Linked DNA regions of Homo sapiens: all the other regions are linked to region 5. Evidence: chromatin loops called from intact Hi-C (ENCODE). Cell type or tissue: heart right ventricle. All regions are shown on one strand. Links, peaks and the distances in the headings refer to the core of each region. The heading gives the core; the rest is flanking DNA.

Region 1 (6,168 bases), core at 1,325-5,324, 85 kb before region 5:
TTTTCTTTCCATTTAAAAATAGGAAGTTGGCCAGGTGTAGCCTTCCCCAAGTAGCTAGGACTCGAGGTGCACGCCACTACACACAGCCAAGTTTTATTTTTATCTTTTAGTGGAGACGGGGGCTCACGCCTGTAATCCCAATGCTTTAGGAGGCCAAGATGAACAGATCACCTGAGGTCAGGAGTTCCAGACCAGCCTGGCCAACATGGTGAAACCCTGTGTCTACTAAAATTAGCTGGGCGTGGTGGCGGGCGCCTGTAATTCCAGCTACTAGGGAAGCTGAGGCAAGAGAATCGCTTGAACCCGGGAGACAGAGGTTGCAGCAAGCCAAGATCGCGCCACTGCACTCCAGCCTGGGCGACAGAGCAAGACAACGTCTCAAAAACAAAACAAAGAGGCCGGGTGCGGTGGCTAACGCCTATAATCCCAGCACTTTGGGAGGCCAAGGCAGGCAGATCACGAGGTCAGGAGATCGAGACCATCCTGGCTAACACGGTGAAACCCTGTCTCTACTAAAAATACAAAAAATTAGCCGGGCATGGTGGTGGGCGCCTGAAGTCCCAGTTACATGGGAGGCTGAGGCAGGAGAATGGCGTGAACCCGGGAGGCGGAGCTTGCAGTGAGCCGAGATTGCGCCACTGCACTCCAGCCTGGGTGACAGAGCGAGACTCCATCTCAAAACAAAACAAAACAAAACAAACAAAAGAAACCCCTGCAATTGAGGCAGTTGGGGCAGAGACGGGGGAGGGCTCCGCCTCATTCAGGAGCTGTCTAGGAAGTGACTGAGCAGAAATGAGGAAGAGAGAAGCATGGGGAAGGACTGCCAGGTTTCTGGTTTGGGGACACTGGGTGGAGGGTAGTTGGTTCCATTCATGGAGACAGGGAACCATGGCAGGGAAAGGCAGGGAGGGAGGGAGGGGAGGTGGTCACTTGTGGGAAGGTGGCCGTGCTCAGGAGGCAGCACCCTGTGCCCACGCTGGAATTCTCAGTTACCTGGCTCTAGATGAGATGAAGACAAATTATTTTTTTCTCCTTCTTGTTGGTATGAGTTCTTTTTTTAGGTTTAATTTAACACAATAAAATTCATGGTTCTTAAGGACCCAGCTCAGTGTGTTTGAACAGCTGTTATACCGATATGAACAATTATCCAAACAAGACCAAGAACATTTCCATCTCCCTGCACAGTCCCCTGCTGAGCCTCTCTGGTGACTCCCCCTCCCATCCGTCGCTTTGGTTTTCTGTCACTGTAATTTAGTTTTGCCTGTAGACCGTCATGGAAATGGAATCGTACAGTCAGTGTTATTTTGTGTCGGGCTTCATTTGCTCAGCATGATTGTGAGGTTTATCCTTGTTTTTGTATACATCAGTTTGTTCCTTCTTATTGCTGAGAAGTGTCCCATTGGACGAGCATCTTGTCACAGTGTATCCATTCTTCCAATGATGGATGTATGTGAGTTGTTGTCAGTTTGGGGTGGGGAAGGCTGTTATAAACATTTTTATGGACTTAAAAAAATTATCTTGGGTAAATACTGATGAGTAGGAATCCTGAGCGGTAGAATTCTGAGTCGATTATCAGGTAAATGAACATTTACCTTCATAAGATGGACCAAACGGTTCTTCAAAGTGGTTGTACTGACCAGGCATGGCGGCTCACGCCTGTAATCCCAGCACTTTGGGAGGCCAAGGCAGGCAGATTTCTTGAGCCCGGGAGTTTGAGACTAGCCTGAGCAACATGGCGAAACCCCGTCTCAATGGAAAATTTTCGAGTGTGGTGGTACGCGTTTCTAATCCCAGCTACCCGGGAAGCTGGAGGATCACTTGAGTCTGGGGTGCTGCGGCGAGCTGAGATCGCACCACTGCACTCCAGCCTGGGTAACAGTGAGATCCTGTCTCAAACAACAACAAAGTGTTTGCACCATTTATGTCCCCGGCAGCGGAGTGTGAGACTCGCACTTGCTCCACGTCCTCACCCGGGTTTGATACTGTGGGTGTGTTTTACTTTTGCTATTCTAGTCAGTGTGAAATCATTTTAATTTGCATTTCCTTGATGACACCTTTGCATATTCTTACTGGCTGTCCACCTATCTACTTTCTGGACGTGTCTGTTCATATCTGCTTGTTGAGAGTGTGCACTCCCAGAGCCTGGGCCACGGCTCAGCTACCTGCCGTAGATGGGGCAGGAGGGAAGGAGACGTTTGCAGAGATTTGAACCACAGGAACCAGTCAGCCCCTTGGAGCCCTGGCCCAGGCTGTGGGATTTTCGGAGGAGGCCTTCCATTTTCATCTGTCCTGTTATCAAACCAACTGCATTACTTAGTGTCTGCTTGGAAGTATCTGTCCTTCGCAGTCAGCTTACTCTTTTGGCCAAAAGGAAGCTCTGCTCCTAGATATGGATAAGGAATTTGACAGATCTCCAGCCCTGCCCCCTTAGGAGAAGGCCAGCCCCTCTGCTTCTTCCCCTGTGAGTGGACGTCCTTGGATGCATTAGCTCAGGCGAACTTGGAAGATTCTGTGGGTTTTGTGTGGCCTATTTTGAGTCTCATTGTTTGGCTTTAATCAGAAAAATAAACACTTATTTTTAATTTTCTCCCTGGCCTGGCTGAGCTAGGTTCAAACGATCTTTTTTAACTTGACCACATGTGAATGACCGGAAATGATGTCCTGTTGGGGAAATGGGTCATTTCCAAGATTTTCTCTCCAGGAAAAGTGTAACTTATTAGTTTCCTAAGAAAGGCTCTAACAGGCCACAAAGAAGTTCTTATTAAGACGTTTTCTCCTTTTATGTGGTCCTAATCACAGCCTTATCACAAACCCCAGCCCTGGTTGTTAATCCAAGGTATTTAGTTCTTGTATTTTATATACAAGGAAATAAAGAGACGCCTCCCTCACTCCTCCGCCCCCGGAAATAAAGAGACGCCTCCCTCATTCCTCCGTCCCCAGGAATGATTCGCCCAAGGGTGGGTGTTGTCTCCGGGGACCAGGATCAGGAATTACGCCCTGAATAAGGATAAAGACCTTTTTTCCCTTCACTGAAACAATCATTTTAAAAAATTTGCTGTGATCTCACTTTTTTATTTTAAATTCCTTTAATGAAACCTCACCCTCAAACTTGATACATCAGAAGATTTGCTTGGACTAAAAGTGGAATTTCCATCTTAACCACATGGCTCCGAGGTTCTGCTCTCAGGATGAATTGGGCTCCATGTCATTTTGTTTGTCACTTTCTTCTCGGACCAGCGCAGTGGCTTCACCACAGTGGGCACTGTGGTTGGATTCCGTACCTGTGAGAGAAGTTTCTAGAATCCTTTGGCTTGAAATACACATACTTGGCCACATTCTTTCTTCTGAACCGTCTTCTGTTGCCGCCCCCTGCCGGAGGCTAGAAAGAGACACCTGCAGAAAAGCTCCTCCCACCAGCTCTCCTCCCAAGATGCAGAAAGGTGACGCCCGCCAAACCCCAGCGGGTTCCCAAGAGGCCTTTGTGTTGGACGCCTCCTGCTTCTCAGTCAATGAGTCGTGTCCTTTCCCTGCTTGCCAGAAACCTTTAGCTCCACGGGTTTAAAACCAGACTCGTGGCCGGGCGCGGTGGCTCATGCCTGTAGTCCCAGCACTTTGGGAGGCCGAGGCGGGTGGATCATTTGAGGTCAGGAGTTCAAGACCAGCCTGGCCAACTTGGTGAGACCCCGTCTCTACTAAAAATTCAAAAATTAGCCTGGCATGGTGGGCGCCTGTAATCTGAGCTACTTGGGAGGCTGAGGCGGGAGAATCGCTTGAACCTGGGAGACGGAGGCTATAGTGAGCTGAGATCGTGCCACTGCACTCCAGACTGGGTGACAGAGTGAGACTCTGTCTCAAAAAAAAAAAACAAAAAACCAAAAACCAAAAACCAAACCAAAACAAAAAAAACCCAGATTCCTTTCCCTGCTCTTCACTAGTTTTTCTTCCGCTTTGTTCTCTCCTTCTCCTTCCCTCTCTGTCTACTTGTTGTTTTTTTTGAGACAGAGTTTCTCTCTTGTTGCCCAGGCTGGAGTGCAATGGCGCGATCTTGGCTCACTAAAACCTCTGCCTCCCGGGTTCAAGTGATTCTCCTGCCTCAGCCTCCCGAGTAGCTGGGATTAGAGGCGCCTGCCACCACACCTGGCTAGTTTTTGTATTTTTAGTAGAGAGAGGGTTTCGCCATGTTGGTCAGGCTGGTCTTGAACTCCTGACCTCAGGTGATCCACCCACCTCAGCCTCCCAAAGTGCTGGGATTACAGGCGTGAGCCACCGCACCTGGCCTGTCTACGCATTCTTTCATTAATTTGTTCTTTAAACACATATTAGAGCTTTTAACTGGCTCTGCGTGTTTTTTTAGGCTCTGGTTATGAATAGGGTCTCACTGACGCATCTACCCAAGCTACAGGCCTTGACATTCTCATTTCCCCCCATTCACTGGGTTCAATCAGGTTGGGGCACTATTGTTTCACTAGTCCCTTAATGAGTCCACCAACTTCCAGTCTCACCCTGTCTACACAGCTCCCAGAACAACCTGGCTACAGTACCAGTTGTTCACGTCACTGCCCTATGGGCCAGCCCTCATTACGGGTGGATCCAACCCAAACTCCCTGGCGTGGACTTCAAGGGCACCCCCTCCCCTGCCCCCAAACCCCACCTTCAAGGGCACCCCCTCCCCTGCCCCCACACCCCACCTTCAAGGTCCCCCCACCCCCGCCCGCAAACCCCTCCTTCAAGGGCACCCCCTCCCCCACCCCCAAACCCCACCTTCAAGGGCAACCCCTGCCCCGCCCCGAAACCGCACCTGGCCTTCTAGCATCCTCACCTTTGCACACTCTGCTCAGCCACACTGGTCGACCCCCAGGGTCCCCAGACACATCGCCCATTGCCGTACCTTGGAACCTTTGAGCATGATGGCCCCTGCTCCTGGGATTCCCTCCGCTTCTTCTCTCTCCGATGAGGTTGTGTACTAATGTCAGCTGTACACGTTGTCTTTTCAGCATGTTACCTCCTCTCAGAAGCCTGCCCCCACGCTGTGCAATGGTCGCTGTGCAGATCTCTGTTACGGCGTCATTGCCTGCATTCTACTTAGCTCTCGTCTGTCTCCCCTCCAGACTGTGCCCCCAGGGCTTCCAGGTCTAGCCTCATTTCTAATAGTTTGTTGCCACGATGTCACGAATTAGAGCCCTGTCTGTTAGCCCACAGGGCTCCAGCCTCACCCTCTCCCACAGCTCCCGTGGCCCTCCTAGCAGCCTTCAGAGCTTCATGGTTCACAGTCTGGAAAAACGTGTGCTGAGCTCTGCCTGCCTCTTGCTGTTTCTTGGATGCCTCGCCCTATCCCACTCCTGGCCTGCCTGGTGAAAACCGGTTCATTCTTCACAGAGCAGCTCAGACGCTACGGCCTTTCCTCTTCAGTCGCTCTAACTCACAAGGTTAGATGGTAAAAATAACGAGTATTTTGTAAAGCACTGAGCGTGTGCCCCAGACATTGTTCTAAGCATCTTCCCCGATTTCCTCTATGTGCCAGTAGTATCGCGCTTTTCCTGTATCCTAATAGTTTATGTACGCGTCCGTCTTCCGTATGGGGCTGGGCCTTCCATAAAGGAAAGAAAGGCTCGTGTATCAATTATCTTTCTGTTCCCAGCCTTTAGCACAGGGCTTCACACGTAGAAGGAATCCAGTAGTGGCTGGTAAATGCAGCTGTTTGAAAAACACAGTCGCGGCCGGGCGCGGTGGCTCACGCCTGTAATTCCAGCACTTTGGGAGGCTGAGGCAGGTGGATCACGAGGTCAGGAGATCGAGACCATCCTGGCCAACATGGTGAAACCCCGCCTGTACTAAAAATACAAAAAATTAGCCGGGCTTGGTGGCGGGCGCCAGTAGTCTCAGCTACCAGGAGGCTGAGGCAGGAGAATGGCATCAACCTGGGAGGCGGAGCTTGCAGTGAGCCGAGATCATGCCACTGCACTCCAGCCTGGGCGACAGAGTGAGACTCCGTCTCCAAAAAAAAACAACACCGTCGCTGTTCCCATAGTTGTTTAGTACGTTTGTTTAATATATTAAGAATTAGTTTTTTTGTTTGTTTTCGAGACAGAGTTTCACTCTGTCACCCAGGCTGGAGTGCAGTGGTGCAATCTCAGCTCACTGCAACCTCTGCCTACTGGGTTTAAGTGA
Region 2 (4,000 bases), core at 1-4,000, 250 kb before region 5:
AGCCGTGTCTGCCATTGACGGGGGACCGGAGTTAGGCACACGGACCAGGCGTTTGCTCTTCTGCCCGAAAGACTTAGGGTCCTGCTGGTTGGCTTGGGGGGAGGGGGGTCTCTGACTTGTTGTTAGGGTGGCCGGACCTTACTCAGCTGCGTTGGGAGTCTGTGGCTTCGGGTGGGGACTCTGGGTGTTAGTAGAGGCTGCACCTCGGGTTAAGGGTATTTATGCTTCTGGGTGCGGTGGCTCACGCCTGTAATCCCAGCACCTTGGGAGGCCGAGGTGGGTGGATCACGAGGTCAGGAGTTCGAGACCAGCCTGGCCAACATGGCGAAACCCCATCTCTACTAAAAATACAAAAATTAGCAGGTCGTGGTGGCGGGCGCCTGTAATCCCAGCTACTCAGTAGGCTGAGGCAGGAGAATCGCTTGAACCCAGGAGGTAGAGGTTGCAGTGAGCTGAGATCGCGCCTGGGTGATGGAGTCAGACCGTGTCTCCAAAAAAATAAAAATAAATAAAAACAGCATTTATGCCTCAACTGTGCTTTTGGCTCCCTATAAACATATATAGGGAAAAGGCCTCTGTGTGTGCAGCCTGTGTCTCTGAAACATTCTGCCAATTTTGAAGATGGCTGCTATTCACCAACCTATTAAGAGAAGTAGGCTTGGGAGCGGGAAAAGGCGTGACGTGGTGGAGCCGCTCACACTCCCGTCTGGTACCTCGTGTGGCCTCGTGCTGTGCCGCAAGTGGTCTGGTTTGGGGGTAGATTCTGTGACCATGAAATGAAGGGAGACGGTAACTGACCCGTACTGAGGTTGAGCCTCGGGCGTTGGGCGTGCTGAGCTTCTTGACAGTGGCCGCAGACGTGATCCAGGCACAGCTGGGCGCCGAGCTTCTTGACCGTGGCCCCGGACGTGATCCAGGCGCAGCTGGGCGCCGAGCTTCTTGACCGTGGCCCCGGACGTGATCCAGGCGCAGCTGGGCGCCGAGCTTCTTGACCGTGGCCCCGGAGGTGATCCAGGCGGCAGCTGGGCGCCGAGCTTCTTGACCGTGGCCCCGGACGTGATCCAGGCGCAGCTGGGCGCCGAGCTTCTTGACCGTGGCCCCGGACGTGATCCAGGCGCAGCTGGGCGCCGAGCTTCTTGACCGTGGCCCAAGAGGTGATCCAGGCGCAGGCTGCGATGGCTCCGTCTACAACAGGGAGCTGAACGATGCTTTTTAGCAGGAAGCATTTGTTCTCTGATGCATTGTCATGGCCACCGAGTTTGGTATCTGGCTCTTACCTGCAGGTCCTTGGTAGCATTGCCCCTGGGGAGCTGTGTGGGTCTCCCACTCGCTGCCCCATCTCAGGCTCCAGTGTTTGAACCAGGGGCCCCACGTGGAGGGGCCTGGCCTCTGCCGCATACGCCCCGTGTTCCTAAACACGTCTCTTTCCGATGCTGTGGGGTCTGCACCCTGCTTCTCAGTACTCGTCACTAGGGAGACAGGGCTGCCAGGCAACTGCCAGCCAGTCCTTCGTGATTTAGGAAATGGGCTCTAGAGATTCAGTCCCTGGGACCTGCTCTCTGTGGGGATAAGGGGAGGGAGCCCCATCTCCCTGTCCCTGGGCTGGGCTAGAGGGACAGGCACGGAAGGGTTCTGGGCTGGCCTGTGCAGCCCCAGGAGACGCCCAGGCAAGAGACGAGTGGTCGCCACGCCACACTCCCTGGGCCACTGGTGGCTGTGGAATAGAAGAGTTACAAGGATGTGCCGGGCAGCCAGCCCCGTGGGCACGGTGGGCCCCAGCCCCTCGAGAACTCAGCTCCCAAGGCCCGAGGGCACATTCCCCCACCTGGACTTCAGCCCCATTGCTTCCCTCCTTCTCACTCAGCTGCACAAGCCCCGGGGGAAACACACCATCAGTCACTGCAAGCCTCTTGGAGACAGGAGCAGATGGAGGCAGTGGGGGAGGGAGGAAGCCAGGTTATGTTTGGCAAAGCAGAAGGCAGAGTCTGGTAAGGAAAATGTTTCTGTGTTTAAGCTTCGAGGAATGTTAAATGCCTGGGAGTTGATATTAAAAGAAACATAAACCTTCCTGCTGCCAGCTGACCTGGGCCTGTGAGCGGACAGTTCAGAGCCAGAGTCCCCTGCAGGCCTTTGAAGTCCCCCAGCACTCAGCATGCCAAGGCCCGGCCCTGGCCCTCCGCTGCAGAACCATCTCACCAGCCTGCCTTTGGTGGGGGAGGCATGCCCCAGGGGCGGGCTGTGGCTTAGAAAGTCTCGCCCCGTGACTGCCCTCAGAGCCACCGTGGATGGCCAGGCTGGGTGACGAGTCCACACGGAGCTGTTCCCACGAACCCGGGCCCCACGGAGCCACGGAACGGTCTGTCCCCACAGCTTGTCTCTGCCTTCACTCCGGCCACACATCTAAGGAAGGGAGCTGGCACTAGCCTCTGGAATGCAGTCTTTCTGCCCGCCAGCAGGCGCTGAGGACATAGTCGGAGGTGGCTTTGAGATAGGGCCCAGCCCTCGGGGATATTCAGGGGGCCTGTAGGAAAGGCAGGAGGAGGAGGGCAGTCTCTGAGGCCCCCACTTCTCTCTAAGCCCCCTCCCAGCAGCCCATCCAGAGAAAGCAAGGGGCCCTACGGCCTAAGCGCAGGCATTTGCTGCTGTGATGAGGCCCCCACTCTGGGTCGCCTGATGGGGCAGTGGGGCAGGAGTCTCAGCGGCGGGGTGGGGTGGGGGAAGCATTTAGTGACAGACAGACGGCAGCATGCGTCACCAATGTGTGTCCAGCACTTGTGCTCCTGGAGGCCGCTTCCCAAATGCCATCTCCTCGTGTGATCCTTGTCGTGATCCTCCAGGGAGAATGACAGTCCCTCCTCCCCATCTTACAGATGAGGACACTGGGGTACTGAGGTTAAGTACCTTGGCCAAGGCATCTCTGCGTATGGTATGTGGGAAAGGCCATGTTCCCTCCTCTGTGCCATGTCCCCACGTCTCAGGCCTTTGTCAACGAATCCCCCAGCCCGGACAGAGGGCCGTGGCATGGCTAATGGCCTGGAGAAGCAGCTGAGGTGCTGCTTTATGGCATAAGGTGAGCGTCCTTTGTCTTGGAGTCCTCTGGGCAGGGGACACTTGTGCCTGGTGCCCCTGGGAGGAAGGAGAGGAGCACGTGCGGGAAAGAGCAGGAGGCCGAGGTGGGCTGATCACGAGGTCAGGAGTTCGAGACCAGCCTGGCCAACATGGCAAAACCCCTTTCCTACTAAAAATACAAAAATTAGCCAGGCGTGGTGGCACGCGCCCATAATCCCAGCACTTTGGGAGGCCGAGGCGGGCGGATTACAAGGTCGGGAGTTCAAGACCCGCCTGGCCAACATGGCGAAACCCTGTTTCTACTAAAAATACAAGAATTAGCTGGGTGTGGGGCCCACGCCTGTAATCCCAGCACTTTGGGAGGCCGAGGCGGGCGGATTAGGAGGTCGGGAGTTTGAGACTCGCCTGGCCAACATGGCGAAACCCCGTCTCTACTAGAAATATAAAAATTAGCCAGGGGTGGTCGTGCGTGCCTGTAATCCCAGCACTTCGGGAGGCCAGGGCGGGGGGATCACCTGAGGTCAGGAGTTCGAAACCAGCCTGGTCAACGTGGTGAAACCCTGTGTCTACTAAAAAAACAAAAATTAGCCAGGCGTGATGGCGGGCACCTGTAATCCCAGCTACTTGGGAGGCTGAGGGAGGAGAATCACTTGAACCTGGGAGGTGGAGGTTGTAGTGAGCTGAGATTGCTCCATTGCACTCCAGCCTGGACAAGACAGAATGAGATTCTGTCTGGGGAAAAAAAAGAAAAGAAAACAGCAGGAGGGGTACTTAGCATGCGTCTGTGAGGTCCCCAGCCCAGGAGGGGGTCCTGGCCTCCAGGGACCCACTGTCAGATTGGAAAGACGAGTATATTGGTCCATGTTCTCCAGTGAGAAGAATGCTAGATGTCAGCCACAATAGCCGTACACACATAAGCGAGCCCAGGACG
Region 3 (6,168 bases), core at 831-4,830, 52 kb before region 5:
CCTTAGGTGGATTGAGTTAGACTCTCCGAACACAGTCCTTCATCACAGGGGCCTCCAGATGCAGGAACGGCACCCAGCTGGGATGCGGAGGGACCAGCCTGGGGTTTCAGGAGCAGGTCGCTCTCGGGCTCCTTGGGGGCTCTGCAGCTTCTCTCGTTCGCTCCTCTCTGACTCTGGTGTCTCTCCTGCCCCTCCTTATCTGTCCTCCTCTCCGTCAGCTCCATTTCTCTCTGCTGTCCCTGGCCCAGCAAGGCGACCCCTGCCTGCCCTTGACGTGAGTTTATGGTTCTCACCTCCACTGTCAGCTCTTCAGCACTCCTCTACCTGCTCTGCATCCTGCCACGTTTAGGAAATGATGATTGCTTGTCTGCGGAGGTAAAGGGATGAGGCAGCTGGCCGCCAGAGGACAAGGACGTGGAGGGAGGGAAGAGGGAGTCCAGCGGCCCCTGAGGCTGAGAGGGCCAGTGCGGTGCCCTCCTGGAGCCTGCTCCTAGCACGCTGGTTGGGAAGCTCCCATCTTTTTTTTTTGTCTGTCGTCCAGGATGGAGTGCAGTGGTGCGATCTCAGCTCACTGCAACCTCCGCCTCCCAGGTTCAAGCAATTCTTCTGCCTCAGCCTCCTGAGTAGCTGGGATTACAGGTACCTGCCACCACGCCCAGCTAATTTTTGTATTTTTAGTAGAGATGAGATTTCACCCTGTTTGCCAGGGTGGTCTCTAACTCCTGACCTCAGGTGACCCACCTGTCTCGGCCTCCCAAAGTGCTGGGATTACAGGCGTGAGCCACTGCGCCCAGCTGGGAAGCTCTGGTCTTAGTGAATCCGTCTTTGTATCCACTTTCTGAACTTCCAGGAGAGAGCGTGATTGGTCTTAGATCAAGCGTGCACACCCACCATGATTGCCTGCCGTGGAACAAAGGGTGTGGGTGGGGTGGGGACTGCCGTCCCAGGGGAGGGTCTAGAGAGGAAGCCGGAGCCTGTTACATACCAGACAGGCTCCCTTCCTTTCTCGAAGGCGAAGACCTTTGTCTTGATCTGACCCCATACCGTCTGGCACAAATGCCTGGTAGGTTTGAGATGCTCAATAAGTGTTTATTGATGAAAAAGGACCAGGCACATGTGTGGTATGGAGCCGACGTCCTGCTGAGCAGTGGATAGGTACTTGGCCTATCCAGAAAAACCTCCGTCATCTCCACCACCCCTGGCGATCTGTCCTCAGACCACACTTCAGCCTCTCTGTCTGATGCATCTGACATCCAGGGCCATTCCTGCTGCTGTCCGCTTTCTTGTTAGCTTCTGAATCTGCAAACAGAGAAGGTAACCAGGAGGCAAGCTGCCTGTGTCTCTCAGTAGGAGGCATTTGGAACCAATCGTGTGGTGGCCCCTTTGAGTTCGCTGTTTGGAAGTAAAGTGACATGCACGAATACTGACTGCATTGTAAAAATGGCTTTCCGGCCAGAGCCTTGGACTTTGTGTTTTGATGGAAACGCCCATCTAAATTTCCTGCTTTATTTTTTCTTAATGACCAGGCACGAACCTGGCAAATGCTACTATTTTTTAAATCCTGCTCGTGTTAAGCCGTAGCAGTACCTTTTAGAGACAAGAAATCAGCTGGGCGCAGTGGCTCACGCCTGTAATCCCAACACTTTGGGAGGCTGAGGCGGGCAGATCACCTGAGGTCAGGAGTTTGAGCCCAGCCCTGGCCAACATGGTGAAACCCTGTCTCTCCTAAAAATACAAAGAAATTAGCCGGGCGTGGTGGTGGGTGCCTATAATCCCAGATACTCAGGAGGCTGAGGTAGGAGAATTGCTTGAAGCCAGGAGGCAGAAGTTGCAGTGAGCCGAGATCGTGCCATTGCACTCCAGCGTGGGCGACACGGCAGGACTCCGTCTCAAAAAAAAAACAAAACAGGAAATCAACGTTCAGTAATTGGAAATGAATCGTCAGGGGTTGACGTCCTCCTGAGGGTGTCAGGGACCACAGAGAACCTCTGCTTAATTCGTAGTGTTTCATCTTCGATCCTTCACTCGCCCCGTTTTGTAACAACTTTATGTAGCAGAAAGAGAGACGAGAATTGATGTTGGTCTGGAAGAAGTGGGGAACGTGATACTTTGTTCTGTATTTACTCCTATATTTATTTCTTTATTGGGCTTGTAGCTGTTTTTTCTTATTCTACATCAATCACTTGGATGCATAAATTCAAAGACATATGTTTGCGGGTCTCACACATCTGTCTTGAATTTCATCTTTTCCACCCTGTCTTCTACTTTCCAAACAATTTACCTCCCCTCTCTCTCTCTCCCTGCTGTTACTTATTTCATTGTGTGACGGAACCCTTTCATTTCAGGAGCTGGTGGAGGGAAAGAATGCAAGCCACAGTCCGTTTCTATATAAAGGCATCTTTGGTACTGGGTGGTCACAGTTTCTTAGTGTCGGACACGATTCCTTTTGCTGTGGACGTGGCTGGTCCGTGGCAGTGGGGCTGAGGCTGTTTGCAGAGCTGTGGACACGCCTGGCTTGCCGGATTCCCAGTGAGGTGACATTACCGCTGTGGACCGGTCCAGGCCAATTTAGAGAAAGCCTTCACGTGCCAGGCTCCGTGCAGAACGGTCCCTTCTGACTTTTTTCTTTGATCTCTTTTTCCAGGCTGGGAGTTTCTCACATCATTGTAAATATTTCCTCTCCCCTCCTTGTCATTTGGCCCAGGGCTCAGTGGGGACTTCCTGAAGCAGGAAAGTGATCAACACGGGGTTTATAACTGGGCACTGGAAAGTTCTGCCAAGAAACAGAGCTTTCCACGCAGCCGAGAAGGGAAAAAAAAAAAGCCCTTGTGAAATAACAATCAAATAGGAAATTGAGAAGGGAGCTGTGCCGAGTGCTAGTGGCTCCGCGGGGGGACAGGTACGGACGGTGCCGAGATGACAAACATCTCCGTGGTTCCCACCAACCACACTTCCTGCTCTTCTGTTCATTTTGCAGAGCGGACACGGAAAAGCTCACCCTGCCGACTTGGAATTTATAATAGCATTTGGGGCGGTAGGCGCTACGTAGTCACATTCCTCATCTACCAGAAGCTGCGGAAAGTTTCGAGATGATTTGACTATGTGGGATATGATGAGGTTTCTCTTCAAATAATCTGATCAATCTTTTATTCTTTAATTCATTGTACCCCTCCACCCCCACCATTTTTCTCCTTTTTTCTCCTTTTCCCTTCTCGCCTTTGTTAAGTGCCCAGCATGCCACAGTACCAAGCGTTATCAGTACCAGCTCACATTCCTTTCCTTATTTAAAGAAAGACTAACTTTCTGGCTCATTACAGACACCCCTTCCCCTTTCCCTCCACTTTTCTTTAACGTACCCACCCTATCTAAAAAAAAATCAAATGTTTATCCAACTGGGATTAGTTTATATTATAAGACCCGACTCCGGCCAATAAAAAAAGGGTACAGGGGCAGGACTTGTGTCAGGAATGAAGGCTTTTGTGCCCCTTTGTTCAGGTGTGCTCTCATGGCGACTGGCCAAAGGGGCACCCCTCTGTGCAAAAATAAAACTGCTTTGCTAAAAGTCCTTTGTTCGTGTGTTCAATTTCCTTAAAATTTTTTTTCTTTTTTCTTTTCTTTTTTTTTTTTTTTTTTGAGACAATTTCTCTCTGTCGCCAGGCTGGAGTGCAGTGGCACGATCTTGGCTCACTGCAACTTCCACCTCCCGGGTTCACGCAATTCCCTGCCTCAGCCTCCCGAGCAGCTGGGATTACAGGCGCCCACCACCACAGCTAATTTTAGTAATTTTAGTAGAGATGGGGTTGTCTTGGCCAGGCTGGTCTTGAACTCCTGACCTTGTGATCCACCTGCCTTGGCCTCCCAAAGTGCTGGGATTATAGGCACAAGCCACCGTGCCTGGCAATTTCCTTAAAATTGTGAGCATTATTCCTAACACCTAATTTTTAAAACCTTATTTATTTATTTATGAGATGCAGTCTCGCTCTGTCCCCCAGGCTGGAGTGCAGTGGTGTGATCTCGGCTCACTGCAACCTCCGCCTCCCAGGCTCAAGTGATTCTCTGGCCTCCAAGCAATTCTCCCGCCTCAGCCTCTCGAGTAGCTGGGATTACAGGCATGAGCCACCACACCCGGCTAATTTTTGTATTTTTAGTAGAGACGGGGTTTTGCCATGTTGGCCAGGCTGGTCTCAAATTCCTGACCGCCTGGCCTCCTCCTCGGCCTCCCGAAGTGTTGGGATTACAGGCGTGAGCCGCCACACCCGGCGTATTTGCCTGGTTTCTTTTCTGCTGAGGAACCATGACAAATGTGTGAAAATGGAATATCCGCCTGCCTATGGCTCAGGCTGTGTCTCCAGGTCAAATGTGAGGAGCTGGTAGCACACATCAGCATCCAGCTGATTGGCCTGACTGTCATCATCAGCATCCCCATTTATTGAGTATCTCTCACGTGTAAGGCACTGAAGATACAAAGTGGTCTAAGATGTAGACCCTGAAGGGCCTCGTCTTATGAGGGAGAGGTGAGATGGTCTTTGGATGTCCAGCCTGTAAGGGTGATGATGGTAGGATTCTAGAAGGGTGGAATTCTCTCTCTGATGTTGAGTCCCTAAAGGTGATGACGGTAGGATTCTAGAAGGGTGGAATTCTCTCTCGGATGTTGAGTCCATAAGGGTGATGACGGTAGGATTCTAGAAGGGTAGAATTCTCTCTTGGATGTTGAGTCCCTAAGGGTGATGATGGTAGGATTTTAGAAGGGTGGAATTCTCTCTCGGATGTTGAGTCTGTAAGGGTGATTGATGATGGTAGGATTCTAGAAGGGTGGAATTCTCTCTAGAAGGGTGGAATTCTCTCTAGAAGGGTGGAATTCTCTCTCACTCTCAATTCAGTGGATCACCTCCCGTGTTCCCATAGTTTATGAAGTTGACCTTTCTCACTGGAGCTTCTCACTGTAGCAGCTGGTCCTAGGAGTTCTCTCCCGTGCTGTGAGTCTGTGCTGGACGTGTCAGTCAAGTGCTATGTTGGAAATTACTAGAAAATCAGCCTGGAGCTCTGGGGTGCTGGGATGAGCCCTGGTGTCCTGTCCTCGGGCACCTGCACTGACCCTGTCTCCTGGGGGTAGGTCTGTTTTCAGGCATCTTGGCATGGATTTTTGTTTTCATTAAAAAAAACAGGCTGGGTGCAGTGGCTCATGCCTGTAATCCCAGCACTTTGGGAGGCCGAGGCGGGCAGATCACAAGGTCAAGAGCTTGAGACCAGCCTGGGCAACATGATGAAACCCTGTCTCTACTAAAAATACCAAAATTAGCCGGGTATGGTGGCAGGTGCCTGTAATCCCAGCTCCTCAGGAGGCTGAGGCAGGAGAATCGCTTGAACCTGGGAGGCGGAGGTTGTAGTGAGCCAAGATCGCACCACTGCACTCCAGCCTGGGTGACAGAAGGAGACTCCATCTCAAAAAAAAGAAAAAAAAGAAAAGAAAAAAAGAAACCTTGTACGTAGAAACCTACCATATATTTGTATTTTTTGCAAAGTCCTTTCATTGGCCTTCACATGCGATCGCCTCATAGCTTGTTCCGAGCCACAGGAGTGGATGGGCTGGGGTTAGGGTGAACTGGTGACATCTCCCACCTTCCAGCTAAGGAGGGCAGGACGGGACGTGTGATGGCCTGGTCTCCACCTTCCAGCTAAGGAGGGCAGGACGGGACGTATGATGGCCTGGTCTCCACCTTCCAGCTAAGGAGGGCAGGACGGGACGTGTGATGGCCTGGCCGCCACCTTCCAGCTAAGGATGGGTGGGACGGGACGTAGGATGGCCTGGTCTCCCACCTTCCAGTTAAGGAGAGGCAGGATGGGACGTAGGATGGCCTGGTCTCCACCTTCCAGCTAAGGAGGGCAGGACGGGATGTATGATGGCCTGGTCTCCACCTTCCAGTTAAGGAGAGGCAGGACGGCACGTAGAATGGCCTGGTCTCCACCGCCTGGTCTCCACCTTCCAGCTAAGGAGGGGCGGGACGGGACGTATGATGGCCTGGACAGGCGTGTTTTTGCAGCAGATTCCCCAAAGCGACAGGGAATGACCGTTTTCCCTCCACGGAGTCCTCATTCCTATGCCTCCTTTCTTCCTTGTTCTTTTTTCTTAGTCTCACGGGTTCTGGAAAGATCTGGAGTGAAAACGTT
Region 4 (4,000 bases), core at 1-4,000, 260 kb before region 5:
GCTCCTGTCACCTTGGCTTCCCAGGAAGGAGCTCCCCCTTCACCCACCCACCCCCAGCTGCCTCCTCCTGCAAGGTCAGCTGTGCCTGGATAAGGAGGAGCTTTGGGCCGGGCACAGTGGCTCATGCCTGTCATCCCAGCACTTTGGGAGGCTGAGGCAGGCGAATCACCTGAGGTCAAGAGTTTGAGACCAGCCTGGCCAACATGGCAAAACTCTGTCTCTACTAAAAACACAAAAATTAGCCGGGCGTGGTGGTGGGCACCTGTAATCCCAGCTACTCAGGAGGCTGAGGCAGGAGATTGGCGTGAACCCGGGAGGTGGAGGTTGCAGTGAGCCGAGATTTTGCCATTGCACTAGAGCCTGGGCAACAAGAGCGAGACTCTGTCTCAAAAAAAAAAAAAAAAAAAAGATAAAAGGAGCTTTGTTGGGGTCCCCAGGATCTGGGAGTACGCTTTGCCTGACTGTGGTCACCCACTTTATGCTTATCTCCTCTCTTCAGAGTTACCTGTTCCTACTGTCCTCGGACTACGAGAGGTCAGAGTGGAGAGAAGCAATTCAGAAACTACAGAAGAAGGGTAAATTCCTGCCTCTTCCACGCTCCCCAATGATGTCCGTGGCATTGATGGGCCTTTTGTATTTCTAAGCGTTTCATGTCCAGTATCACGTCTTTGGCCCTCGCAGTCACCCTCAGAGGTGCCAGGGTGAGCGTTTAAGGATGTTACGGATTAATTGAGACCCAAAGAATCTAACTGATTGGCTGAAAGACATGATGATTTAGTCCTGGGACTGGACCCAGAGCCCAGCCTGGGCTTTCTCTCTCTCTCTACCTCTCTCTCTCTCTCACACACACACACACAGAGACACACACACACACACACACACACACATACACACATACACAGAGGCTGGGTACGGTGGCTTACGCCTGTAATCCCAGTCAGGAGTTTGAGATCAGCCTGGGCAACGTGGTGAAACCCCGTCTCTACTAAAAACACAAAAATTAGCCAGGTGTGGTGGTGGGCACCTGTAATCCCAGCTACTCAGGAGGCTGAAGCAGGAGAATCCCTTGAACCTGAGAGGCGGAGGTTGCAGTGAGCTGAGATCACAGCACTGCACTCCAGCCTGGGCGACAGAGTGAGACTCCGTTTAAAAAAAAAACGAAAACAAAACGCATACACCACACACACACACACACACACACACACACACACACACACACACACACACACACACACAAACCTCTTCAGTTAGATTCTCCTACTCTGACCCCTCTCGCAGCATCTACACCAGTCCTGCTGTGTCCACAAATCCTTCCCCCTCCCTCGCAAGGACCAAGTCTGCCCCAGGGATTAAGCCGTCTTCCTGCAGCAGCCCCCAGGGAAGAGCAGCCGGTCCTGGTGGACCAGTGCCCACGCTCCCTTCTCTCTCGGCTCTCCCTCCAGATCTCCAGGCCTTTGTCCTGAGCTCAGTGGAGCTCCAGGTGCTCACAGGATCCTGTTTCAAGCTTAGGACTGTACACAACATTCCTGTCACCAGCAATAAAGACGGTAAGCTCGGGAACCAGAGGTGGCCCAACCGGCAGGTCCCAGCCCTCAGAGCGTGGCCGGCTTCCCGTAAGGACTCAGACAGACATGTGGCTGTAAATGGCTGATCCCTGCTCGGCTGTGCTGAGACTGTTGAGTGGCCAGGACACAGCTTGGGTAGGGGTGACTGTCTACTGAGTTCCCAGATGACCCCAGCTTTTCCTTGGGCCCCTCTGTCTGGCTTGGGAGAACTGGCACCCTGGTGCACTGAGATTGTGCTGTTAATATATTCATGAGAGAGCAGACCCGGTAGATAAAATGGTGTATGGGAAATGAGGCTGGAAGTTTCCAGGGACCAGCTCTTGAAAGGCCTTGAATCCCAAGCAAGGGAGTTTGGAATTCATGCTGTAAGCCCGGGAGTCTGGGGGGGTTTTGAGCAGTGGGGAGCTGTGATCAGGGCTGGGAACTGACCGGAGTGGGTGTATTCTAGCTGCCTGTGTGCTGGGAAAGGGTCCACTTTGTGAACGGGGTCCTGAAGGCAAGCTTTCCTCGACATAAATCATTAGCAGAATGATTTATCATATTGGTCAGTTTTCAGTGCCAGGATAGGCAGGATTTGGAGGGAGAGACAGTACCCATGGGGAATGGTACTAAGTCCCTGGGCCAGGATGGTGGGTGTGCTGGACCCCCCCAGGCTGAGTGGAGGAGAGAAGGACCCCCTAGCCCTACCCCGGGCAGCTCACATATAAGGCCGCCGTGGCCTTCGGAAACTTTTTCATCTGGCCACCAGGTGGTGATGTTGGACCAAGACTCAGCTGAGTCTCATACCCCGTCTGCCTCCCGCCGGCCTGGGGTGGAGGCTGAGGGGATCCGCTGACCACCCTCTGCCCTGGGGGCTTTTCTCTCTTGCAGACGATGAGTCTCCAGGACTCTATGGCTTCCTTCATGTCATCGTCCACTCTGCCAAGGGATTTAAGCAATCAGCCAGTAAGTGCCCTGGCCAGGACGAGGTTGGGTGGGCCATTGTGGATTCTGCACTGCTCTGCCCAGGATGGGGCCCTGCCAGCACGCCTTTAGACATGGGGCATTCCCCTGGAGGCCAGAAACCAGCTCCTCTTGGCAGGGAGGTCACCCCTGGCCTTTGTCTCCAAAGTCCTCTTTCTCAAGCCCTCCCTGAAGCTGTCTGAAACCTAGGGGCCGGGCGCGGTGGCTCACCCCTGTAATCCCAGCACTTTGGGAGGCCCAGGCGGGCGGATCACGAGGTCAGGAGTTCGAGACCATCCGGGCCAACATGGTGAAACCCCGTCTCTACTAAAAATACTAAAATTAGCGTGGGCATGGCGGTGGACGCCTGTAGTCCCAGCTACTTGGGAGGCTGAGGCCAGAGAATCCCTTGAACCCGGGAGGCGGAGGTTGCTGTGAGCTGAGATCATGGCATTGCACTCCACCCTGGGCGACAGAGCGAGAATCCGTCTCAAAAAAAAAAAAAAGAAACCGAGTGCGACAAACACGTGGACTCCAACTTCATATCTGAGGGCGACAAACACGTGGACTCCAACTTCATATCTGCCCATGACAAGCTGTGTGACCTTGGGCAAGTTTCTTAACCTCTCTGGGCCTCCACTAAAAGGCAGTCACGCTTGTGAATTTTGACCCGAGAGCAGGCTGGGATATGATCGTGTGTGTGCAACGCTGGTGTGCTGCCACGCTCATCGCTTTTTCTCCCCTTCCCCCTTGTGGGTTCCTCATACTAAATCTGTTTTTAGTGTCTCACAAAGTAGGATTGCACTTTTTAATTTTTAAAAAATTTTTTTTTAGAGACAGGTTCTCCCCATGTTGGCCAGGCTGGTCTTGAACTCCTGGGCTCAAGCCATCCTCCCACCTCAGCCTCCCAAAGTGCTGAGATTACAGGCGTGAGCTGCTGCGCCCGGCCTGGTTGCGCTTTTTATCTACCTGTTATCCACACGGGAATCTGTGAGTCAGTTAGACAGCTAATAGTTTCTACCCATTTGCCAGAGGAGGTAACCGAGTCACAGAGAGGAGAAAAGACTTAACATCACAGAGGATCAGAAACCCTGACTCTCTCCCTCTCCACCTGCCCCTCCCACTCCCTGCTCTTCACTGGCAGGTGGGGTCTGCCCTCACCCCTCCCTGCAGCGCCCCACACAGAGGTGACTCCCCGGGCCGTTAGAGCAGCCTTTCCCAGGAAGCCTCCCTGAGTTCCTGGGGGCAAACTGGCCTCCCTTCTTTGTCCCTTCTTTGTGCCCACATCCCCTCAGGTTCCTTGTGCCCCCATCCCCTCAGGTTCCTTGTGCCCCCATCCCCTGAGGTTCCTTGTGCCCCCATCCCCTCAGGTTCCTTGTGCCCCCATCCCCTGAGGTTCCTTGTGCCCACATCCCCTGAGGTTCCTTGTGCCCCCATCCCCTCAGGTTCCTTGTGCCCCCATCCCCTCAGGTTCTTTGTGCCCCCGTCCCCTC
Region 5 (6,168 bases), core at 2,078-6,077:
TTTCCTCCCTCCAGGGGAGCCGAGTCCTCTGAAGCCTGAGAAAGCTGGTTGGGAGAACAGGAGGAATCACGCACGGGTCTCCTTGTGAAGAATGGGCCAAGTGTGGGAGCCTCTTAAACCCAGCAGGTCCCAGGCTCAAGGCTTCTCTGGGAACGCTGCCAGAGTCTCCCTTAGGGGTCGGGGTGGGTGGGATGAATGTGGCCGACCTGAATGTGGGAGGTGGCAGGATTTCTCTCCATGTATCATGATGGCCTCGGAGGAAAGGTGGGTTCTCTTAGCAGCTGCTTACCTTTGGGGCAGGAGGAACAAAGTCCAGCGAGGGGGTTGCCCTAAGTCATTGCAACTGGATTCTTGACACCAGAATTCCCCTTTTAGAGTGGGTCTGTAGCTTCCTTAAGACCCGTGGGGAAGGTTTACTCCAAAGGTTCAGGTTTATACAGTGACTGCTTTGCGGGAAACCGTTAGGGAAGAATCACTTCTGAGTGTCAGGGATCGATAGTGAGAGGTCGTAAAGGCCACAGATGCAGGCGAAGTGGGTGGCATGATAATCCCCGCCAAGCAGCTCCACCTTCAGATTCTTGTTGCTAATTGGAAGCAGGTTCAGCACCAGCTGTGGCATATTCAAGGGCTTCCTCCGGCAGCCAGGAAAACCAGGCCCTGCAGGTGGAGGCTGGGGGCGGCTGTGAAAACGCCACTCTGTGGTTCCCAGATTTGTGTTTACCACAGTGACTTCCAGATCCCATCCATTCATCCTCACAACAGCGATGAGGGTTTTTTTTTTTTTTTTTTTTTGAGACAGAGTCTCGCTCTGTCGCCCCGGCTAGAGTGCAGTGGCACGATCCCAGCTCACAGGTTCAAGCCATTCTCCTGCCTCAGTCTCCCAAGTAGCTGAGATTACAAGCGACACCACCGCGCCTGACTAATTTTTGTATTTTTAGTAGAGACGGGGTTTCGCCATGTTGGCCAGGCTGGTCTCGAACTCCTGACCTCAGGTGATCTGCCTGCCTTGGCCTCCCACAGTGCTGGGATTCCAGGCGTGCGCCGGCACAGCCAGCCTGTTGTTGTTGTTTTTTTTAACCTGTCTTCCCAACATTAAAAGCCTGTTGAAGAAAAAGGGTATGTTTTCCACATTGAATTCCTAATTGGGAAAAAAAATACTAAAAAAAGAGAAAAGGGTATGTTTGGGACCAGCACATACAGCAGATGAAAACCAGCTTCTTTTCCAGAGCGAGGTGACTTCCTGCTCTTGCTTTTCGCCCCTTGGTACGTCCTTGAAATCAATGGCCATCACTTACCAGAACGCAGGGAGCGAGTGCTGTGTTGGCATCGGCCAAGCTTCAAATAGTAATTTTCAGCCAGACTTTGTTTTTTCCTGTTGCCTAATTAAAGACACTGAAAAGCTGTTCTCCCCTCCTGCTGCCTTGTTCTAGGACAGCAAACTGAATTCAGGAACAATACAGACGGAGCCGGATGTGGCCCAGGAGCAGATGCGCGGGACCTAACACGGTGTTGCCCCGTGCAGCTTAGGGAGGAAATGCAATGTATGAGAGGACACACGTCTGGGAACCCTGCACACTGGGAAGCGTAGTACCAGCAGGGCCCTGAGCGAGGGCACACGCTGTTGACGGTGCCGTTGCCCTGGGCAGGCCCATGTGTTGTGCGCGCTGTGGGTGGCTGTGCACACAGGCCCGCAGGTTCAGGAGTAGCACTGAGCAGGGGGCTGTGAGCTCAAAGGATCTTTCCAGTTTGCCCCGAAGCAGCTGAATGAGAGAAGTGGGCACTTGGCTACACCCCTCACTGCTGCCGCCAGCAGACGAGGGCACACGCCCTGCTTCCTCCAGGCTGCGGCTGCGCAAGGGAAAATTCTTTGGGAACAAATAGCTGTTGACCAGTAGCTTCATTAGTGCTGGGAATATAACATGAGGGCGTTCTAGGTACACCTCGTATGTGAGCGCATGAAGACAGGTAAGTATGCCTACTGCCATTTTTCAAGGCGTGTGTCTCACCCCCTTGGTGCTTTGGGACACTTCCCAAGCCCGAGAATGTGTCAGGAGGTTTGGGTGGAACTGTTGGGTTTCTGTTAAACGATACACAACTCGTGAAAGACTCTGTCCCCAGGTCTGTAGGCCAGTGTGCAATCCAGAGGCAGAGACGGCCTCCAGTCCGGATTCCGGGTGCTTATGCCTCACTCACATGAGGAAGTCACCCACAGGTGCTAGAATGACGACACAGTAGGAGACGTGATCTCAGGGCCAAAAAATCCATCTCTCGAATGTCAGAGGACATGGAGGTCCTACTTGGCAGGCTTGCAGTGAGTACGCCCCGCCCTCGGCATCTCAGAGGAGCAGGGAAGGGAGGCTGAGGCCGGAGCTTGCTGCAGCCGTCGGCTCCTCCCTCCCCAGCCTTGTTCCCTGTTCCCTTCCTGCATTTCTTTTTTTTTTTTTTAAAGACAAGAGTTTCACTTTTGTCACCCAGGCTGGAGTGCAGTGGCACGATCTGACTCACTGCAACCTCCGCCTCCCACATTCAAGCAAGTCTCCTGTCTCAGCCTCCCAAGTAGCTGGGACTACAGGCACACGCCACCACGCCGGGCTAATGTTTGTATTTTTAGTAGAGACAGGGTGTCGCCATGTTTGCCAGGCTGATCTCAAACTCCTGACCTCGTGATCCGCCCGCCTTGGCCTCCCAAAGTGCTGGGATTACAGGCGTGAGCCACCGCACGCGGCCCCCTTCGTGCCTTTTGAGGAAGCAGCAGCCTTGGTCATGGCCCATAAGAACTCAGACTTCAACTGAAAAAAGTGGCTCTTCCCTACACAACAGTCCAGGAAGCTGGATATTGGGAGTGTGGTGAGACGAGAACTGACCCATCCATAAGCTATTCTGGATTCTCTGTCACTCTCAGCCGTGGAGCATCAAGCAGGCTTCCTGAAGCTTCGGGAGGACCTGGCTTCAGCTGCTGTCTCAGCTGCTCGAATGTAACATGGTTCCGTAGTTGAGACTTCAGTCATCCTGAGCAATAAACCAGCTCATCCACTAACTTGGCTCCTAGCTTATTACATGTGTGCACTCCCTGCACTGATGAAAACAGGAAACATGGCGGGCGCAGGGGCTCACGCCTGGCATCCCAGCACTTTCGAGGCTGAAGCAGGAGGATAGCTTGAGGCCGGGAGTTCAAGACTAGCCTAGGCAACGTGGCAAAACCCCATCTAAAAAAAAAAAAAGAAAACAGAGGAAACACAATCATGGAATTTTTAAGGTGGCAACATGTTTTCTTAAAAACAGGTGAGCCTGTCAGCTCTGCTCCTGAGGGAGAGGTAGCTTGGTCAAGAGGGCAGCCCCAGGCCCTGCAGTACAGCTGGTGATTTTCAGCCCAGAGCCCTGGAACCTTGGATGGGGAGTGTGTGTGAGGGCTGTGCGTGGTAGAATGGCAAAAGTGGGGCTAAGTGTGGCCCAGCGTGGCTGGTGCGGACATCTGGGGTTGCTGTCAACCCCGGGGCAAGCAGCGGAAGGTCCCAGGTGAACGGCAGGTCCCCAGAGGTCTGTTTCTCCTCTGGACCTTAATGACCAGGCTCCCAGCCAGGAGCCAGCGGCTGGGGCGAGGGGAGAGTGATTTCAACGCTCTCTGCCCCGAAGCAGGAACCGAAGGGCCAGCCGGTGGGCACCCAGCGTGAGCTCCAGGCACATCTGGACACCTATGCTTTGCCCAGAGTTGCTTTTCTCAGAGGCTGCAGTCACAGGGAAAAGTTGTGACGGTCTTTCCTGCTATTTCCCGTTCGTCCTCTTTCGCCTCCGTTTTTGTTCCCATGTCTTCCTGTACTCCGGGTTCTTTCTTCTGAGGTGGTCTGGGACAATCTGGATGGGTCTCCGGCTTTAACACCCCGGAGCACAGACAGCTTGCAAAATGCTCTCTGGTGGAGGGAGACTTCACTCCATCCTCTTTTCCTCCCTTTTCAACGATTTAAATCCAGGAAAAAATCGCAGCCCCGCCCTTCAGCACTGGGGTGGTTTTGGAGGTGTCGCCTGCCACCTCCTGGCAGACGCCACTGTGACAGCTACGCCACCACACAAAGGCGCGGGAGCGTGGCCAACATCCTGACAATGTTTGTCTCTCGGCCAAGCAGTGTTTTCCTTGTCAAATGTGGCTCGTTTTTTATTCCTGTTTACTGGGGAAATGGTGACAGAACAAATGTCAGACTCAAAACTGAGAATTCAAGGTAGTGATTTTCCAGAATCACTCAGCAAATAACAACCATCTGTTCCCCTGTATTCACTGAAGAAAGGACAATTTGCCTCCCTCCTGCACCCTCCCTCGTCCCTACTAAATTATACCCATGAATATATAAAGTGAACTGAAGGCACCGTGGCATATAAGCCACGGACTCTAAAGCAAAGGGATGTAAATTTCTTTTCCCTCTCACACCCAGGATAAAATGGGCTTAGAATTACTTGTCAGTGTTGGCCGGGCACTGTGGCTCACGCCTGTAATCCCAGCACTTTGGGAGGCCGAGGCGGGTGGATCACGAGGTCAGGAGATCAAGACCATCCTGGCTAACATGGTGAAACCCCGTCTCTACTAAAAATACAAAAAATTAGCCGGGCGCAGTGGCTCACGCCTGTAATCCCAGCACTTTGGGAGGCCAAGGCGGCGGATCACAAGGTCAGGAGATCGAGACCGTCCTGGCTAACACGGTGAAATCCTTTCTTCACTAAAAAAACACACAAAATTAGCCAGGCTTGGTGGCAGGTGCTACTCGGGAGGCTGAGGCAGGAGAATGGCGGGAACCCGGGAGGCAGAGCTTGCAGTGAGCCGAGATCGCGCCACTGCACTCCAGCCTGGGCGACAGAGTGAGATTCCGTCTCAAAAAAAAAAAAAAAAATTACTTTCCAGTGTTTACATTGCTTTTTCTAAACAAGGACAAGGTAATACATGGTTTATTCTTTCACTGTTATTTTGTAACGAGTCAGTGGGAGTATAACCCGGGGAACAAATCCCACGAGATTGGTTTTAGGCTGGAAAGATGTGAGCTTCCTTTTCGTGACTCCTGCTGCTTGAGCACTGTCCTGAGGTGTCTGGGGAGACTGGAGTGGGATGGATTTGCATTCTCCAGGCCGCCTTTCCGCCTGTCCTCTCTGCACCAGCCTTTGGGAGCAGTGTTGGGGGGACACTTGCATTGCCCATTCATGTGGAGCTCTGGGCAGGCCCAGACCACAGTGGGGCTCCAGAGCAGATGTTCAAATATTCAGATGTCAGCCTGGGAGGACACTGTCCCTGCAAACACCCCTCCCCCAGGGGAGAGCAATCCCAACCTGCCCCTTGGCACGTGAATCATGCTTGGTCATTTGGTTTTACTAGGAAGAGGGAGTTTGACTAGGAAGTTGGGGGAGTAGAAGAGAAAGAAGGTTTCTCCTGGGCACACCAGCAACACACTTGACCTCCCTGGAGTGAGCAGTGTCCAAACCATTACGGGAGCCGCTGGGCAGAGGGGTGTGGGGAAACGCTTCCTGTGTTGTCTTCAACTCCAACTCTGTGTGGCTGCAAAAGCAGTGCTTTTTTTTTTTTTTTTGAGACGGAGTCTCGCTCTGTCGCCCAGGCTGGCGTGCAGTGGCGCGATCTCGGCTCACTGCAAGCTCCGCCTCCCGGGTTCACGCCATTCTCCTGCCTCAGCCTCCCGAGTAGCACCTGCCACCACGCCTGGCTAATTTTGTGTATTTTTTTAGTGAAGACAGGATTTCACCGTGTTAGCCAGGACGGTCTCGATCTCCTGACCTTGTGATCCGCCGCCTTGGCCTCCCAAAGTGCTGGGATTACAGGCGTGAGCCACTGCGCCCGGCCTCCCGAGGTGCTGGGATTACAGGCGTGAGCCACTGCGCCCGGCCTCCCGAGGTGCTGGGATTACAGGCGTGAGCCACCGCACCTGGCCAGCAGTGCTTAAGAGTCCCATATTCCACCCACCCACCCCATCCCCACAGTTCCTTATAGATACATTGATGACCATCAGCACTTGCCCTGACACCCTGGCTACATCCTGGTTTGGCCGCTAGTAGGTAAAGATCCAGCTTGCCCTGGGCCCTGGAGGGGCTGAGAGAACAGAAGGGTCCTGCCGCTGTATTGTGGGCGTTCATTCTCAGAACCTTGGCCTCTAAACATTGGGGGATGAGACGTAAGTA

What was found. Peaks named below come from ENCODE experiments on the same cell type or tissue, not always from the same donor. Only the 100,000 strongest peaks of a DNase experiment are listed, where the experiment ranks them.
Region 1: it touches region 5 in a loop (2.3-fold over the local background); 22 of 110 quality-filtered maps call a loop at or near these places.
Region 2: it touches region 5 in a loop (2.3-fold over the local background); 47 of 110 quality-filtered maps call a loop at or near these places.
Region 3: it touches region 5 in a loop (4-fold over the local background); 17 of 110 quality-filtered maps call a loop at or near these places.
Region 4: it touches region 5 in a loop (5-fold over the local background); 48 of 110 quality-filtered maps call a loop at or near these places.

The regions. Positions count from the first base shown.
Region 1 is chr17:876,993-883,160 of GRCh38, reverse strand. The region is part of intron 1 of NXN (nucleoredoxin); the gene reads left to right. Among named protein-coding and RNA genes, the nearest start is that of MRM3, 98 kb to the right of the region's middle. In heart right ventricle, for the core only: a CTCF peak has its summit at 3,373 (motif pointing left); DNase peaks (open chromatin) are centred at 2,403 and 3,430; H3K4me3 peaks cover 467 bases; H3K27ac peaks cover 3,171 bases.
Region 2 is chr17:1,045,691-1,049,690 of GRCh38, reverse strand. The region is part of intron 16 of ABR (ABR activator of RhoGEF and GTPase); the gene reads left to right. Among named protein-coding and RNA genes, the nearest start is that of MIR3183, 25 kb to the right of the region's middle. RefSeq lists an enhancer at 513-1,398. In heart right ventricle, for the core only: a CTCF peak has its summit at 2,463; a DNase peak (open chromatin) is centred at 2,331; H3K27ac peaks cover 3,332 bases.
Region 3 is chr17:843,879-850,046 of GRCh38, reverse strand. The region is part of intron 1 of NXN (nucleoredoxin); the gene reads left to right. It overlaps LOC124903894 (a long non-coding RNA gene), which reads left to right. Exons shown (of 2, transcript XR_007065574.1): 2 at 2,978-3,562. Among named protein-coding and RNA genes, the nearest start is that of MRM3, 65 kb to the right of the region's middle. In heart right ventricle, for the core only: no CTCF peak of the experiment used is centred there; no DNase peak of the experiment used is centred there; H3K4me3 peaks cover 2,614 bases; H3K27ac peaks cover 2,729 bases.
Region 4 is chr17:1,054,545-1,058,544 of GRCh38, reverse strand. ABR (ABR activator of RhoGEF and GTPase) reads left to right here. Exons shown (of 23, transcript NM_021962.5): 12 at 500-575; 13 at 1,443-1,547; 14 at 2,436-2,510. Among named protein-coding and RNA genes, the nearest start is that of MIR3183, 34 kb to the right of the region's middle. In heart right ventricle, for the core only: a CTCF peak has its summit at 2,311 (motif pointing right); a DNase peak (open chromatin) is centred at 2,314; H3K27ac peaks cover 1,346 bases.
Region 5 is chr17:792,872-799,039 of GRCh38, reverse strand. No RefSeq gene overlaps it. Among named protein-coding and RNA genes, the nearest start is that of MRM3, 14 kb to the right of the region's middle. In heart right ventricle, for the core only: a CTCF peak has its summit at 4,037 (motif pointing left); a DNase peak (open chromatin) is centred at 4,039; H3K4me3 peaks cover 1,116 bases; H3K27ac peaks cover 2,133 bases.